Regions from separate parts of the Mus musculus genome. Here region 2 is linked to region 1. The links are chromatin loops, found by intact Hi-C in ENCODE. Cell type or tissue: gastrocnemius. All regions are shown on one strand.

The links. Peaks named below come from ENCODE experiments on the same cell type or tissue, not always from the same donor. Only the 100,000 strongest peaks of a DNase experiment are listed, where the experiment ranks them.
Region 2: it touches region 1 in a loop (4-fold over the local background); 4 of 42 quality-filtered maps call a loop at or near these places.

Annotation. Positions count from the first base shown.
Region 1 is chr3:10,073,835-10,081,834 of GRCm38, reverse strand. No RefSeq gene overlaps it. Among named protein-coding and RNA genes, the nearest start is that of Gm33365, 14 kb to the right of the region's middle. In gastrocnemius, no CTCF peak of the experiment used is centred here; a DNase peak (open chromatin) is centred at 268.
Region 2 is chr3:10,133,995-10,141,994 of GRCm38, reverse strand. No RefSeq gene overlaps it. Among named protein-coding and RNA genes, the nearest start is that of Pmp2, 46 kb to the left of the region's middle. In gastrocnemius, no CTCF peak of the experiment used is centred here; a DNase peak (open chromatin) is centred at 74; H3K27ac peaks cover 2,421 bases.

The DNA.
Region 1 (8,000 bases):
AAAAGGTGGTGGCTTCACACACACACACACACACACACACACACACACACACACACACACACACACACACACACTGATAGGTTTCTCTAGAAGACACACAGCACAGTTGTATGCAGTGATGCTGTTATCCCCAGAAAACATTTTAGCCAAGTTATAGTCACGTATTTTGAAAGGTCCTGGATTGGAAGCCAGGTGCCAAGAGATAAATTTTTAGCCCAAATCTCGGTGTGCTGGAGCTGTTTGCCAAGCTGTTCTGCGCATTCAGCCCCTGATTCCAACTTTAGCCTAACTGAAATGGCCAGTGGGTGGGAACTGGCCTATGTGCAGCCAGGTTCTTGTCTTACCCTCCCCCACACGAGTGGGGAAGTGCACCATGTATACAATGGGGAGACACTTTCATTCCAGGGTGGGCTTAACAACGTTTTGCTGATCAAGTCAGCCCAGATTACTTCTGGTGTCCTGGAGGAGCCCAGAGCTTTTCTAGTTTTCCTCTACTAATTGTGGCACCTTCTAGGATGGTCAGGCTCCTGCTGACCATGTGACTTCTCCGAGGAGTCTAGGAAACATTTCCGTCCCAGCTGACTTTCTTCTAAGCTAGGTGTACACTAGTTGGGGTTCTGTGGTCAACACGGCAGGGAAAACTTACTAGAGGAGTAGATGTCCTTCAGAGGAGTCTCAGTAGCCATTGGGTACATGTTGCCTGATCTTTCTGTCCCTCTGACCTCATTGGTATAAGTCTCCAAGCTTTGATGCTTGAACATCCAAAAGGGTGATTTCTTTTCTTTCTTTCTTTTTTTTTTTTTTTTATACATTGAGCATAAACTTTATTTTCTAGACTTTGGGGAAGATAGTATATCTCGAGGTAATTTTTTAAAATTAGGTGTTTTCTTATTTTACATTTCAAATTCTATCCCAAAAGTCCCCCATACCCACCCCCTACTCCCCTACCCACCTGCTCCCACTTCTTGACCCTGGTGTTCCCCTGTACTGAGCCATATAAAGTTTGCAAGACAAAGGGGCCTCTCCTCCCAATGATGGCCAACTAGGCCATCTTCTGCTACATATGCAGATAGAGACATGAGCTATGGGGGTACTGGTTAGTTCATATTGTTGTTCCTCCTATAGGGTTGAAGACCCCTTTAGCTCCTTGGGTACTTTCTCTAGCTCCTCCATTGCAGGCCCTGTGTTCCATTCAATAGATGACTGTGAGCATCCACTTCTGTGTTTGCCAGGCACTGGCATAGCCAAACAAGAGACAACTATATCAGGGTCCTTTCAGCAAAATCTTGCTGGTGTATGCAATGGTGTCTGCGTTTGGAGGCTGATTATGGGATGGATCCCCCTGGTGCGGCAGTCTTTGATCCTTTCGTCTCAGCTCCAAACTTTGTCTCTGTAACTCCTTCCATGGGTATTTTGTTCCCAGTTCTAAGAAGGGGCGAAGTGTCCACACTTTGGTATTCATTCTTCTTGAGTTTTATGTGTTTTGCAACTTGTATCTTGGTTATTCTAAGTTTCTGGGCTAATATCCACTTATCAGTGAGTACATATCATGTGAGTTTATTCGTGATTGGGTTACCTCACTCAGGGTGATACCCTCCAGATCCATCCATTTGCCTAGGAATTTCATAAATTCATTCTTTTTAATAGCTGAGTAGTACTCCATTGTGTAAATGTACCACATTTTCTGTATCCATTCTTCTGTTGAGGGGCATTTGGCTTCTTTCCAGCTTCTGGCTATTATAAATAAGGCTGCTATAAACATAGTGGAGCATGTGTCTTTCTTACCAGTTGGAACATCTTCTGGATATATGCCCAGGAGAGGTATTGCAGGATCCTCCAGTAGTACTATATCCAATTTTCTAAGGAACCGCCAGACTGATTTCCAGAGTGGTTGTACAAGCTTTGCAATCCCACCAACAATGGAGGAGTGTTCCTCTTTCTCCACATCCTCACCAGCATCTGCTGTCACCTGAATTTTTGATCTTATCCATTCTGACTGGTGTGAGGTGGAATCTCAGGGTTGTTTTGATTTGCATTTCCCTGATGATTAAGGATGCTGAACATTTTTTCAGGTGCTTCTCAGCCATTCAGTATTCCTCAGGTGAGAATTCTTTGTTTAGCTCTGTACCCCATTTTTAATGGGGTTATTTGATTTTCTGGAGTCCACCTTCTTGAGTTCTTTATATATATTGGATATTAGTCCCCTATCTGATTTAGGATAGGTAAAGATCCTTTCCCAATCTGTTGGTGGCCTTTTTGTCTTATTGACAGTGTCTTTTGCCTTACAGAAGCTTTGCAATTTTATGAGGTCCCATTTGTCGATTCTTGATCTTTCAGCACAAGCCATTGCTGTTCTATTCAGGAATTTTTCCCTTGTGCCCATATCTTCGAGGCTTTACCCCACTTTCTCCTCTATAAGTTTCAGTGTCTCTGGTTTTATGTGGAGTTCCTTGATCCACTTAGATTTGACCTTAGTACAAGGAGATAGGAATGGATCAATTCGAAATCTTCTACATGATAACCACCAGTTGTACCAGCACCATTTGTTGAAAATGCTGCCAAAAGGGCAATTTCAATAGTCTTCCATATTTCACTTCTCAAAACATTTAACAGAGTGTATAAAAAAATAAATAATGAAATATGATTTTCCTAAAACTTGGTTTGCCATATACATGAAAGCTGACAACTTTTTATCACATGAGAATTGAATTTAAATTGTGCTCACAACATAACAGTGACAATTAGCTTACCTGTCCACCTGTCTTCAAACCCAAGCCCTCATCTGCTGCAGCTGCCGTTACTGCTGCTCAGCTTCCCTCAATGTCAGTTCAGTTGGGAGAGTTTTAGTTCTTTTATTACGTGTTTGACTTCTTCATACACGTCTGGGAGAAAATTCCAAGAGCAATTTTAAAACATCAAACATATAAGCCTTAAACTAGAACTTGGGATAAATGGTCGGATCACTTTAAAGCCATGGAATCTTCTACAGACTAAGCTTTCTCAGACATAAAATGAGAATTTTGAGAATTAAGGCAGAGATTCTGTATAAACATCGTGTTCCTGGCACAAAATAATTGCCCTTTTAGTGTTAGTTATTGCTAAATTCTAAACCTATCTCATGCCCCTACTAGCAATGGCCTATATACGAGTAAAAATTCATTATTACAGCAAAATCTTGACAAATTTTAAAAACCTAAGTTTTAAGAGAAGAAATGAAAACTAAAGAAAAATACCAAGTTGAGAAGCACATGGAACAACCAATATTCTCCTAAGGAAGGGGCTTATATCTGACATGGACAAGAAATTAGGGTTTATCAGAAAGGAAGCTAGACATTGGGACAAAATATCTATAGCCTTGTTATTGGCCTACTAAAACTATTGACAGTCTCATAAGCCAATTGGGGCAGGGCATGCAGATAAAGACACGCTTGGTAAAGTATGACCCTTGTCTAGTAAGTTCACTTTTCTTTATAGGTGGAAGTGCATAATTTGGTTGAAATCTACTCTCCAGTACTGGCAATTATGTCGTCCTTTGGAAACAGGGCCTTGGCAGAGATAGCTAAAATGCAATCATCCTGTTGGGCCCTAATCATGTATGACTTTTGCTCTTACACAGAGAGAACAGTGTGTGAGCATGAAGGCAGGAGTCAGGGTCATAAATCTGCAAACCAAGGACAACCAAAATTACCACCAAGGGTAGGCATGGTACCAGAAGCAAGGAGGGGGATACCAGAACAGATTCCCCCAAAGTATTTAGACTAGAAACCAATCCTGTTGACCCTCTGATTTTAAACTTACCAACTTCCAGGGTTTCAGAAGAATAAGGTCTTTGCCATGACCACCTAAGCAATTTAATGGTCTTAGAAAAGGTGCTTGCCACCAAGGCTGACAATCTGTGTTCAATTCCAGCGTCCTACATGGCAGAAAATGATTCCACACTGCTGTTCTCTCTCTCTTGCCCTCTCCCTCTCCCTCTCTCTTCCTCTCTCTCCCTCTTTCTTCCTTTTCTCCCTCTCCCTCTCCCTCTCCCTCTCCTTCCCCCTCACATGCACAGAGTGCAAACAAACATTTTAAAGATCTTCCTGTTTTTCTAACCTATTCCCACAGCCTCGCTGTAGCTTCTGACCTCTCTGGTCACTACCCTTGCCAGTAAGATAGTCTTCTAGATGCACAGTCTGCTTTGTTTGGAAAGCAAGTATGGGGCCTGCTTCCAAACAGCACAGCTGCCAACATCCAGGAGAGTTGCCAGAGCATCAGGAACACCAGGTTTCTGAGCCTTGAGTGGAACTCAGAGGCCAAGCTCATGAGCAGGTTAGAGAGGAGAGGCCGCAGACTCACCATGTGCAGCCCTCCAGCAGCTAACAAGAGAGCTCTCTGCAGTGAGGGGGGCTGCATTTGAGAAGTTACTAGGTTATAGGGCTTCAATATTCAACAATTCACTCAAAATGGTGCCATAACTGCTCTTTGAGGAAGTCCCTGATTCTACTATACCTTTGGGGGAATTTCCCTAATCTACCACGTTAGTTGAGCAATGAAAAGATCTTCTTAAGTAACTGGAGACATGGCTCGGCAGCTAAGAGAACTTCCTGCTCTTGTAAGCACCCACATTGGGCAGCTTGCAACTGCCTATAACTCCAGTTCCAGGTAATCAACCACTTCTTCTGGTCTCCAAGGTACCCTGGGGTATACATAGTGCACGTACAGACAAGCAGGCATACACGTATACACATAAATACAATTTAAAAATTAAAGACCCTCACACTCTACGTTCCTTGGTACAGCCAGGGAGTGGGAAGCCACTCCGATTCCAGCCATCAGGCTTCCTCCCAGGCCTTGTAATTCCGAGTCAGGAAAACATCCTTGTTTCACTTAGGGAGTGATCCCGAAGGAGCCTCTGCGACTGACTACAGCAGCTCGTTGTCTAAGATGTGTGTGCCAACTCCTTGTCAATGCCGAGCTGCTACTGCGCTTTCAATGGCTCTGCTCTGCTCTCATCTCACACTTCCTTGCATCCTTCCAGACCTTAGGACGGACAACTCATTTTCTGAGACTTGCAACCAAGAAGCCTGGAAAGGACACTGCAAATAGTGTAAGACTAAGATGCAAGCCTGCTTCACGTGAACTGTGAGGCTGAGGAAAACGGTTTGTTCATTCAGGATGTGAGGCTGCTATTTCCTGTTCAGGAGAAAGCAAGTGTCTTAGTCAGGATTTCTATTCCTGCACAAACATCATAACTAAGAAACAAGTTGGGGAGGAAAGGGTTTATTCAGCTTACACTTCCATACTGCTGTTCATCACCAAGGAAGTCAGGACTGGAACTCAAGCAGGTCAGGAAGCAGGAGCTGATGCAGAGGCCATGGAGGGATGTTTCTTACTGGCTTGCTTCCCCTGGCTTGCTCAGCCTGCTCTCTTATAGAACCAAGACTACCAGCCCAGAGATGGTCCTACCCACAAGGGGCCCTTCCCCCTTGATCACTAATTGAGAAAATGCCCCACAGCTGGATCTCATGGAGGCATTTCCCCCACTGAAGCTCCTTTCTTTGTGATAACTTCAGCCTGTGTCAAGTTGACACAAAACTAGCCAGTACAGCAAGAAGGGGGAGGGGACTTAGCAGAGTAGTTGAACAAGGAAAAAAGATTCTAAAATCAAACAGTATTTCAGCCAAAAGGTGTTCAAGATGACAGCCACATCCAGAAGTGCCCTACTCCATAGCCAGAGAAAAGAGATGATAACAGAAATAACCTGACTTGCTACAACTGGAATTTGTCCCTTGTGGTCATGTTTTGGCAGCTGCTATGATTGACTGAGACACAGTTACAAAGGTCTAATCTTAGGATAGGTTACAACTTACTTACACATCAAGCCAGGTTACAGTTCACAATGTACAGAGGCTGCATGGGACCAAACCAACAAGGAGACATATTTAAACCAAATGTAGCTTAATGGTTCACCTTTAAAAAGAAAACTACTTTATTTATGTGGATATGGGAAGTGTGCTCATGAGTTCACTGCCTGTAGAGATCATAAGAGAGTGTTAAAGCAGGAGCAACTGGCTGTGGTGACCCACTGGAGTGAGGTCTAGAAGCTCAATTCAGGTCCAACACTCTTCCTCTTTATTCCTAAGAATTTTAGTTTAGTCACTTAGAAAGCTCTCTCTGTTGCTGTCAACCCACTACAAAGCCCAATGCAAGAAAAATATTCAGGGAATGGGATACAGAGAGAGGCGGAGGTAGAACAGTTACCTGCTTTAAAATCACAAAGGATATTTCTTCATGAGTATTGCAATAAAATGTTTGAAAGGCATATACTATAATGCAGAAAGACAACTATAGGATGCACCTAGTGGTATATGAAGAGACCCTGCCTTATAAATACCAATGGTACCAAGAAACTGAACATCACCAGGAAGCAGCAGCCAACATTTCTGTGTCCTCTCTCTCTTCTCTAAGATAACAATTGACCTGAATGTGTGCAAGCACTCGTGTGTGTGTGTGTGTGTGTGTGTGTGCTCGAGCATGTGCACTCACATGCATGCCTGTATGTGTGCTCATGAAAGCCAAAGGCCTATAAATAGACAAGTAGGCTAGAAAGGTTGGCCAGTGGGATCCCCTCATCTCCACCTTCCCAGAGCTGGGATGACAATCACACACCACCATACCTGACGGCTTTTATCTGTGGGTTCTAGGGAGCAAAAGCAGGTCCATGTGTTTCCAAGGTACTTACTTACTGAGTACCCAGTACCAAATATCGTACATGTGTCTGTGTTCATGTGTGTGTGCATGTCCACATGTGTGTATGTGGAGACCCAATAATCTAATAATGTAAGATGTGGTCTTCAGTCAGCATGGAACTCCCAGATGGGCTAGGCCGGCTAACCAGCAAGCTCCGGGCATTCTCCTGTCTCTCCCCAGTCAGCACTGGAATCGTGGGGGCCTGTCACTTTTTTATGTGGTATTAATGACTTCAGATTGTTGTGCTTGTTCAGCATGAACTTTACAAACTGAGCAATCGTCTCGTCCAAGAAAACTGCAACCTACGCTCACATCACACTCACAATCCTCCTGTGCCTACTGGCAGCCCCTCCACAACTGAAGTGTTTGTTTGTTTGCTTGCTTGCTTGCTTATTCATTTATTTAGAGACATGTTCTTTCTGTGTAGCCCACATATTAGCACAGAACTCATAATCCTCCTGCCTCGACCTCCTGAGTTCTCATCAGCTGTGCTATTTTACTCAGCTAATTTATTTTTCCTATATTTGAATTTTACACAAGTGTGACTATATACTATGCAAATGATTTCTATAGCCCCCCTTGTGATTCCCTTGGCTCCATTGCCATGGTAGTTCACTTTATATGCACCACAATTTGTCTATTTACTCAACTGTGTGCTCCATAAAAGCTACATACATTCCCTATTATTTTTCAACCAACTATATATTTTTGAAGATGTTGGGAGTTGCAAATTAAATTTATTTTGTAAGACCAACATATAGATGTTATGTTTAATGAACCAGAATTAGAAATTAAAGTTTACCCTACAGTGTGGTAGCACTTATAGCCCCAACTTAGCACTGAGGCAAGAGGATCTCAAATTTAAGGCCAGCCTCAGAAACAAAAGAAGGACCTTGGCTCTGGGGTTAGGGAGAGAGCTCAGTGAAAGACCATTAGCTGTGTGTACTGGCTGGTTTTGTGTCAACTTGACACAGCTGGAATTATCACAGAGAAAGGAGCTTCAGTTGAGGAAATGCCTCCATGAGATCCAACTGTAAGGCATTTTCTCAATTAGTGATCAAGGGAGAAAGGCCCCTTGTGATTGGTGCCATCTCTGGGCTGGTAGTCTTGGGTTCTATAAGAGAGCAGGCTGAGCAAGCCAGGGGAGGCAAGCCAGTAAAGAACATCCCTCCATGGCCTCTGCATCAGCTCCTGCTTTCTGACCTGCTTGAGTTCCAGTTCTGACTTCCTTTGGTGATGAACAGCAGTATGGAAGTGTAAGCCGAATA
Region 2 (8,000 bases), 60 kb before region 1:
GAGCCTGCGCTAAAGCGCTCTGGACGCTGCTTTTGTTCTGGAAGGTTGCCAAGGGTTTTTCACGCTTCTGTGGCATCTAGTTTCCAGAAGGAACCTGTAAAATGGTAAATAAAATTGCCTGGTGTTGAGCTGCAAGATGGCTCTGTGGGTAAAGGTACCTGCTGCCAAGTTTGATCCTTAGGATTTGATCCCGGGGATCACGTGCTGGGAGGAGTGGCCTGACTCCCTTAAGGTATCCCCTGACCTTCAAACGAGTGCCTGAGCGCATGTGCGCGCGCACGCGCGCGCACACACACACACACACACACACACTCTCAAAATAAGTATATAAAGTGCAATAAAAAAAATTTTTTAAAGAGAGGTACATAGCATTTGAAGAAGAAAACACCCTGTGCTGACTCTGAACTCCCAGACACACCTCCCCCCCATTCCTATCCCTGCCCTGCACACATGCACACAACTACACATGCATATACCCTCATAGACACAGGAAAACACACACAAGAACACATATATACAGCACAAAAAGTATTAATTCCTATAATTCTTGTTGTATTATTACAGGAAACTTTAGGGAATCTCCGCATTAGATGCCATATATTATCGGAGAAATTGGGGTTTTCCCTTTGGGTTTTTGGTCTCATCAATAAAGAATTTAAAATTATCTTTAAAGCACAATTTTAAAAGCAGACTTGAGGAGGGTTTTTTTTGTTTTTTTGTTTTTTAATTTTAAGGGTAGGCAACCTGTAAATTCAGCAACTGCGGGGGGGGGGGAGGGGGGAGAAAAAGGAGGGGAGATAAGGACAGGGCATAGGGATGGAGCCATTACTAAGAGTAAGGAAGGCCAGCCTATCAGTGGGAGCATGCTGACATCTGGGGAAAAGAGATAAAAGGAAGAAAATGAAAAAAAAAATATTGTTTTTCTGAGTAGCCCAGAAAATCAAGCAGTCTTAGCAGAGGATGTGGCTCCCTGAGTGACTGCCCTCAGGAGGGCTCTCAGGAGGTTTAGCTGACTCAGACCTCCTGGGTGGCAGTCTCTAGAAGGCGATAGACAGGCTCATCTCTATAACTATTCCCAGGTAGATCAGAGCGGTCTGTGTCTAACCAGGGCGAGAGGTGAATCCTACGTTTCTGACAGAAGGAAATAGGTTTCCTATTAAAGGCCTCAACAGAGCCTCCATAGCCATCCTCATTGGCTTCTGAGGCTACTGTACCAACATAATATGGTGATTATTTCCTATAAAATATCATTATGAATTATCTAGTATATATAGACATCAATTTTTAGATACAATTTTGACAATCCTTTTAATGTAGCATCAACCCCTTGTACATTCAGCCCTCCGCAGAAATGAGCATCATACTGAATGCTTACTCATTCCTTGCCTTTTAAAAAAACATTTATCACTATTTTATATATCCTTTAACATTTCTGTCTGTAATTTATATTGTTCATCTGGCAACGGCTTCTTTTCACTCCTGGCCTAACTTCAGTTTTCTCCACGTTAGCACATGAACTGAGGCTAGTGCAGCTGCAGTGTGAAGCCACACTGTCTGGCCAGGTGTTTGGCTCTACTCCAGAGTTTTAGCTCGCAGGCCGTGAGTGCTGCTGCAGAATCAGCATATATAGACTATGCCTCGTGGTGTACGTGGTGTACGTGTGAGGAAGGCCTTTCTGAGGAATGTGCTTAGGATCTGAACTGACAGTTCTCAGAGTCTGAATTCCCGATAGTGTGTTGAATTTCTCTGAAGTGGCTCTGTGAGTCTCGCTCCAGCAGTAATGCTGGGCCTGTGTAAACACCTAACGTTATTAGAAGCTTTGATTTGGCCAACTTGATGAATCTGAAATGGATTAGTGTGCATTTCTGCGACTAATGAGATTGGGCATCTTTTTGAAATTTATATAAGCCAGAACTGACATCCCAGGAACATGCAGAAATACATGCAAATATGATTAATGATGGATTAGTCCATGAGTATCAGACCGAGACAAGAGATTTCCCCTGTAGAAAACACATAAATAATAATCTGCATTTCTGTCTCCATTGATTGAAGACTCAAGTATAATGGAAAGCCAAAGAATATTTAGGAGATAACTTAGAGGCATGGGGACGCAGCCCAGGAAGCAGAGCGGCCGCCTAGTGTGAGGCCAAGAGTACGGTGGTTAGGAACTGTAACAGCAGAATGGGGAGGGAGACGTGTGTGCGGGAGGTACAAGAGGTGTGTGTGCCATCCACAGCAACAGTGAGTTAAAAGCCAGCCTAAGTTACATGAAACTATGCCAGAGAGAACACAGAGGAGAGATGCTGGGGAGGGGGGGGATGGAGGGAGGGAGAAAAGGAGGGAGGGAGAGAGGGAGGGAGGGAGGGAGGGAGGGAGGGAGGGAGGGAGGGAGGGAGGGAGGGAGGGAGGGAAAGGTATTAGAGGAACAGTGTAATTATCACAAACCTTGCAAGGTTTGATTTAACGAGACACATGAAGCACAATCATCATCAAGAAATACTAAAGATGTTAAACACATCCTTGGCTCACTGATCGCTTCAGGAATCTAAATTGCCACACATGCGAGTTTGTTTCCAGATTCTTTTCAATGCTCTGCCCACCTACCTGTATGTCTCTACTGCTGACATATCTCCTTAATCACGGTTACTCCCCCCGTGACTCTGGGGGGCATCCTCCAGCCTTGTCCCTAGTGACTCTGAGGGGCGTCCTCCAGCTTTCCCCACCCCACCCTTGTCACTCTGGGGGCATCCTACAGCCTTCTGTCTGTTTCTGCTCTCAGTTCTGTAGCTGCAGTCGCAGTCCGTGCTTATTCATTGTGTAGCACAATGTTCTCTACCATCAATCCCTCCACTCTCTCTCTCACAACCCACCCATCCTCAACTGGGAGGAACTGACGTCAAGAAGGTTTGCATTTGCCTGCCTTGCCTTGGCTCGATATTTTTAGCTTTTCTGAATCACATTAGTAGTCTTCACCAAAAGTGGTGGACTTGAGGACGTACATATTCTGAGTTATATATATATATTTGCTGCACCTGGAGCAGGGGCTGCCCTGACTCTGCCTGCCCGCCTGTGGATCCTGTTCCCCTAACTGGGCCTCATTGTCTGGCCTCAGTGGGAGAGGATGTGCCTAGTCCCACAGTGACTTGAGGTGCAGATGTGGGTTGGTTTCCAGAGGAGGCCTCCTCCTTCTCAGAGGCTAAGGGAAGATGGGGGCATTGGGACTGTGTGAGGGAGAGGTTGGGAGAGAGGGACTTCGATGGGGATGTAAAGTGAATAAATAAATTAATGGGAAAAAAATAAACTACAAGTATTTAACTATGGAAAGAACAGCCAGAAGTCTCAGGACTTCCACTTCATCTTTCTTCCTTATAAGGAATTAAGGTGGCCCAGGGCCACCACAGACATATTTGCTATGCCCAAGAGAGAAGAAGCAGCAGGAATTTATGGCTTTCCCATAAGGGGATGCACTGGGAACTCTTCTCATGACTATGTATTTGTTCCTTTTTAAGAAAACATTTCATCATTTTTCTGTTGGAAGTGGGTGGTACTGAGGACCCCACCCAGGGCTAAACGTCATCTCCCTGTTGTTTTTGATTACTGCCAGGTTAAGGCTGCAAGGTCTCTCTTTCCTTAAAAACAGTTTTGAAAGGTATCAAATCAAATTCTTGGGTATTAGTGCTACTGTCCCATGACCAATATGTTAAAAGTAATCATCATTAGTCTTATAATAATTATATTCTAGTCTACTGAGTCTATTAAGTTATTCACTTATACAATAAATGGAGGCTGAAGGGATGGCCAAGTGGCTAAGAGTACTTACTGTTCTTGTAGAGGACCTGGGTTCAATTCCTTGCGCCCATAAGGAGGCTCACATCACCTTTAACATCAGGGGACCGGACACCCTTTTTGGCCTCTGAGGGATCCTGCATGTACTTGGTGTATATAAATGTACTCAGTATGCGTGCACATACACAGACTTAAATATAAATAAATAAAATAATAACTGAGCACACACATCTGTGAGAGGGGCATCCTCAAGCCATTCTTACAGTGGAGGGCACAGAGACTCAGCCATCTGAAGGACATTATAGATCCTAGGCTTATATAAATCACCAGATAGAGCACAAAGTCACAACCTCAGACCATCCTTTCCTATTTCAAGCTACCTCTTATCTTCCCTGTAGACAGAGAGATTGAATAGAAAAACCAAAAAAAAAAAAAAAAAAAGAAAGAAAGAAAGAAAGAAAGAAAGAAAGAAAGAAAGAAAGAAAGAAAGAATAGAGATGTAGGTAGAAAATATCAGTGTTCGTAATTTCAATTTGAGATCTGTTGGGGGTTGACTGAGAATGGACCCCATACTCTCATATGTTTGAATGTTCAGTTTCCAGATGGTGGACCGGTTTGGGGAAGGATTCCAAGGTGGGGTGTGGTTTGAGGAGGGACGTATGTTACTGGAGGCGGGCTTTGAGGTTTCAAAAGTCCAAGCAATAGATAGCTCTTGCTTTTTGCCTTGTGCTGTGGATCAGATACAAGCATTCAGACACTGCTCCACACCTGCCTGCCTGTTTCTGTTCTCTCCACCATGAAGTTCACGTACCCATCCTCTGAAACTGTAAGCAAGTCCCCAATAAACCTCTTTCTTCAGTAAGTTAGCTTAGTTTCATCATGGAAATATAAATATTACTAGGACAAGATCTTACAAGCTTTTGTTCCCAGCTAGTCCATGCTATATGGGAAAAGTGGTTCTAGACGCTGCTTACCTAACACCACGAAAGGTGTTCCACATCTGGTCCTCTCATTACTGTAAGTTTTCCTTTTGTTTAAAAGAGGTTATTGGGTCCAAATTACCTTTTCTCTTAACAGAATAGATTTTCCACAGTGGTACTTTAATGATACAACTTTGCCTTATGAAAAGGCTTACAACAAAAGCAAAATAACTCATTTCTAAGTGGAAGTCAGTGGTCAGGCCTATAAGATTGAAAAAGCTAAGACAGAAGGAGATGTCAGCAGAGATTAGGATAGGGCGCCCTTTTCTTTAATGTAGGTCTGGATAGGATTGTGTCATTGAAACTGGAACTTTTTGAGTAAAATTAGACACAACAGGACAAAGCATTTCTACAGTGAAGTATTCTATCTTTGGTTCCTATCTTAACTCAAGCCCATGTCTACAGTGAGTTCATGGCTGGTCTTTAGCGGTATATTAACCATTGTTTCCCATATAGGTGTGTATGATTATTTGTGTGAGTGTGTGTGCATGTATGAGGGTTTACATGTGAATATGTGAGTGTGTGAGTATATGTGGTGTGTGAGTGAGGTGTGTGTGTGTATGCCTGTGTGTCTGTATGTATCTGTTAGTGTGTGTATATGTGTGTGTGAGAGAGTATATGTCTGTGTGAGTGTGCAGGTATATGTTAGTGTTTGTGTATTGTGTGTGTGAGAATGTGTGTCAGTGTGTATAATCAACAAGAAAAATCCCTATAAATAGACTTTCAGTCAGTTGTAAGTATAAACTACTTTCCCCTGGAGATCTTGAAATTTGTGGGAAAGAGCAAGATGTTCATTCAAAATGCTGATAAGAATTTGCTCATAAAAACATTTGTACAAATTTGTCATGAGGTCACTACACAATGAATTTAGATTGCTGCTTTCCAACTCAAACTCCCTCAATTTCAAGTCAGCAGCTGCAGAGGAAATGCTTATCTAATGAGGTATAAGATACATTCATTGTTTAAGACAGGAAAAACCTATCAGAGTGCATTTACATGAATGTGCGTGTGCGTGCGTGCGTGCGTGCGTGCGTGCGTGTGTGTGTGTGTGTGTGTGTGTGTGTGTGTGTGAGAGAGAGAGAGTGTGCATGTGTCTGTGTGCACGCATGAGTGCAGACCATCTGGGAGTCTGTTCTCCTCGTCCTCATGTGTCTTCTGGAGTTTGAACTCAGGCTGCAGTGGCATGAGGCTGAGCCTCCTAGCCAGCAATAAGCTTGGTTTCTGAGACAAGGTTTCATACACTGCAGACTGGCCTCAAACTCAGTGCACTGCAGAAGGTCTCTACTACCCCCGACCCCCTGCACCCACCCCCAGAGTGCTGAGTTACACACCTGTGCCAGCATGCCCAGCACAGACATATCCCTAAAGTATATTTTATTTTAATTGACACAACTAAAAATATGTACATTTATGTACATATACATGACATAATCGTACATAAGTCCAGGGTAAAGGGTGACATGATAATACAATATGTCATGAGCATTGCATGCTTGTCGTCTCAGACTGACAAATAAACCTTTGTTGGGGGAATATTAAAAACTCCTTTCTAGTAATTTTCTTGAAGGCAGGGATGATACATAAGCATAGTGGGACCCAAGAGTAAGTCCAAGGTGAAATAGATAAAAGTTACATATCAGAATATACCGTTTCCTGTATTTGCCCAAGCACACAGACTCCCAGTGACTTTACCGGCTCAGAAGTTAGGGCCTCTCACTTTTGATCCATTTGTCAGCCTTGCTTCATGGATCTCTTTTACAGTTAGGTGGCAGCAATTTCCGCAGTATACAATGCTGCATTAAACATTTGAGAGAAGCAAGAGCCATAACTATGGAGGCTTCAGTGAGATAAATATAAATACACATGATGATGTGACTCTATTGTTCGTTTCACAGAATGACTCCAGCATGTGTTCTGTAATGCCCAGAAAGCCCCTGCCTCAGGGTTCACCTACAGATGACTCAAGAAAAGCTGTTGAAGGCCCCAGAGTTGGGTTTTCCTACCTGGAGGAAATGAGACACTTCAGGTTGGCTGATAGGGGAACTGTATGGTCAGAGAGCAGCCTTGTGAGTTCAGTCAACTGCTCACAGACACAGGCAGAGACTGCTTCCTTCCAAGAAGGTCTGCAGAACTTGTCTTCATACCTGATAAACCCAACATTTTACAAAATCGTTAGAAAGACAGCCTCCAGAAAGCTGTTAGTTTGTGGTTTCTATTTTTTTGAAATCAAGAACAATGTGATTTAATTAAAAAAAAAAATACAAAGGCCTCTCATTTTGCTATCTACCTGGATGCTCAGCATCTACACAAGAAAGGTGCTGATTAAAGTCCTTCACTTACAGGTGTGATGTACCACACACAGGTCAGTCTACAGACTGCCCTCAGAGGTGTGCCCACCAATCTGCCACCATTCAAACTGTAAGACAGTTCAGTTCCTAATACTATCACTTCCACAAAAACAAAACCAGAAGGTTAAATTTCGGATCCTGTAGGTCTATTCCATTCATGTGTGGGGACCTCTAAGCACCATCTTCTACATGATGCTGAGAAGGTTGATTGCTTTGGGAAAAGAAAGAATAGAGTTTGGTTAAAATCTTGACTGGAGCACAGACGTTCAGTAAGAAAGTCGACACGGGCAGGGAGTGACAGGAAGCTCCTGGAGGCCCAGCGTGCATGGCGATTTGGGACAGTTTCGAGTCTTCGTCTACTCTCCACTTCCCCTTTCTTTTCTCTTGGAACTTTTCTCAGGACCTGGAGGAGAGTATTAAAGCCATTCACAACATAAACACTTTAAGACAGGATGAAAGAAAGAAAGAAAGAAAGAAAGAGAGAGAGAGAGACAGAGAGAGAGAGAGGGAGAGAGAGAGAGAGAAAGAGAGAAAGAAAGAGAGAAAGAAAGAAAGACGCTTAGTCAAAATCAATTTTTTTTTAAACTCACATTCAATAAAAAAGAAATCTGAGGCTGGGCGGTGGTGGCGCACGCCTTTAATCTTAGCACTTGGGAGGCAGAGACAGGCAGATTTCTGAGTTCAAGGCCAGCCTCTTCTACAAAGTGAGTTCCAGGACAGCCAGGACTAAACAGAGAAACCTGGTCTCAAAAACCAAAAAAAAAAAAAAAAAAAAAAAAAAAAAAAAAAGAAATCTGAGTCAGACAAGAATGGGTATAATATTCTTTAGAAATCTGCTCAAGATAGACACACACACTCTTTACGACCTAAACTTCTACTCTGT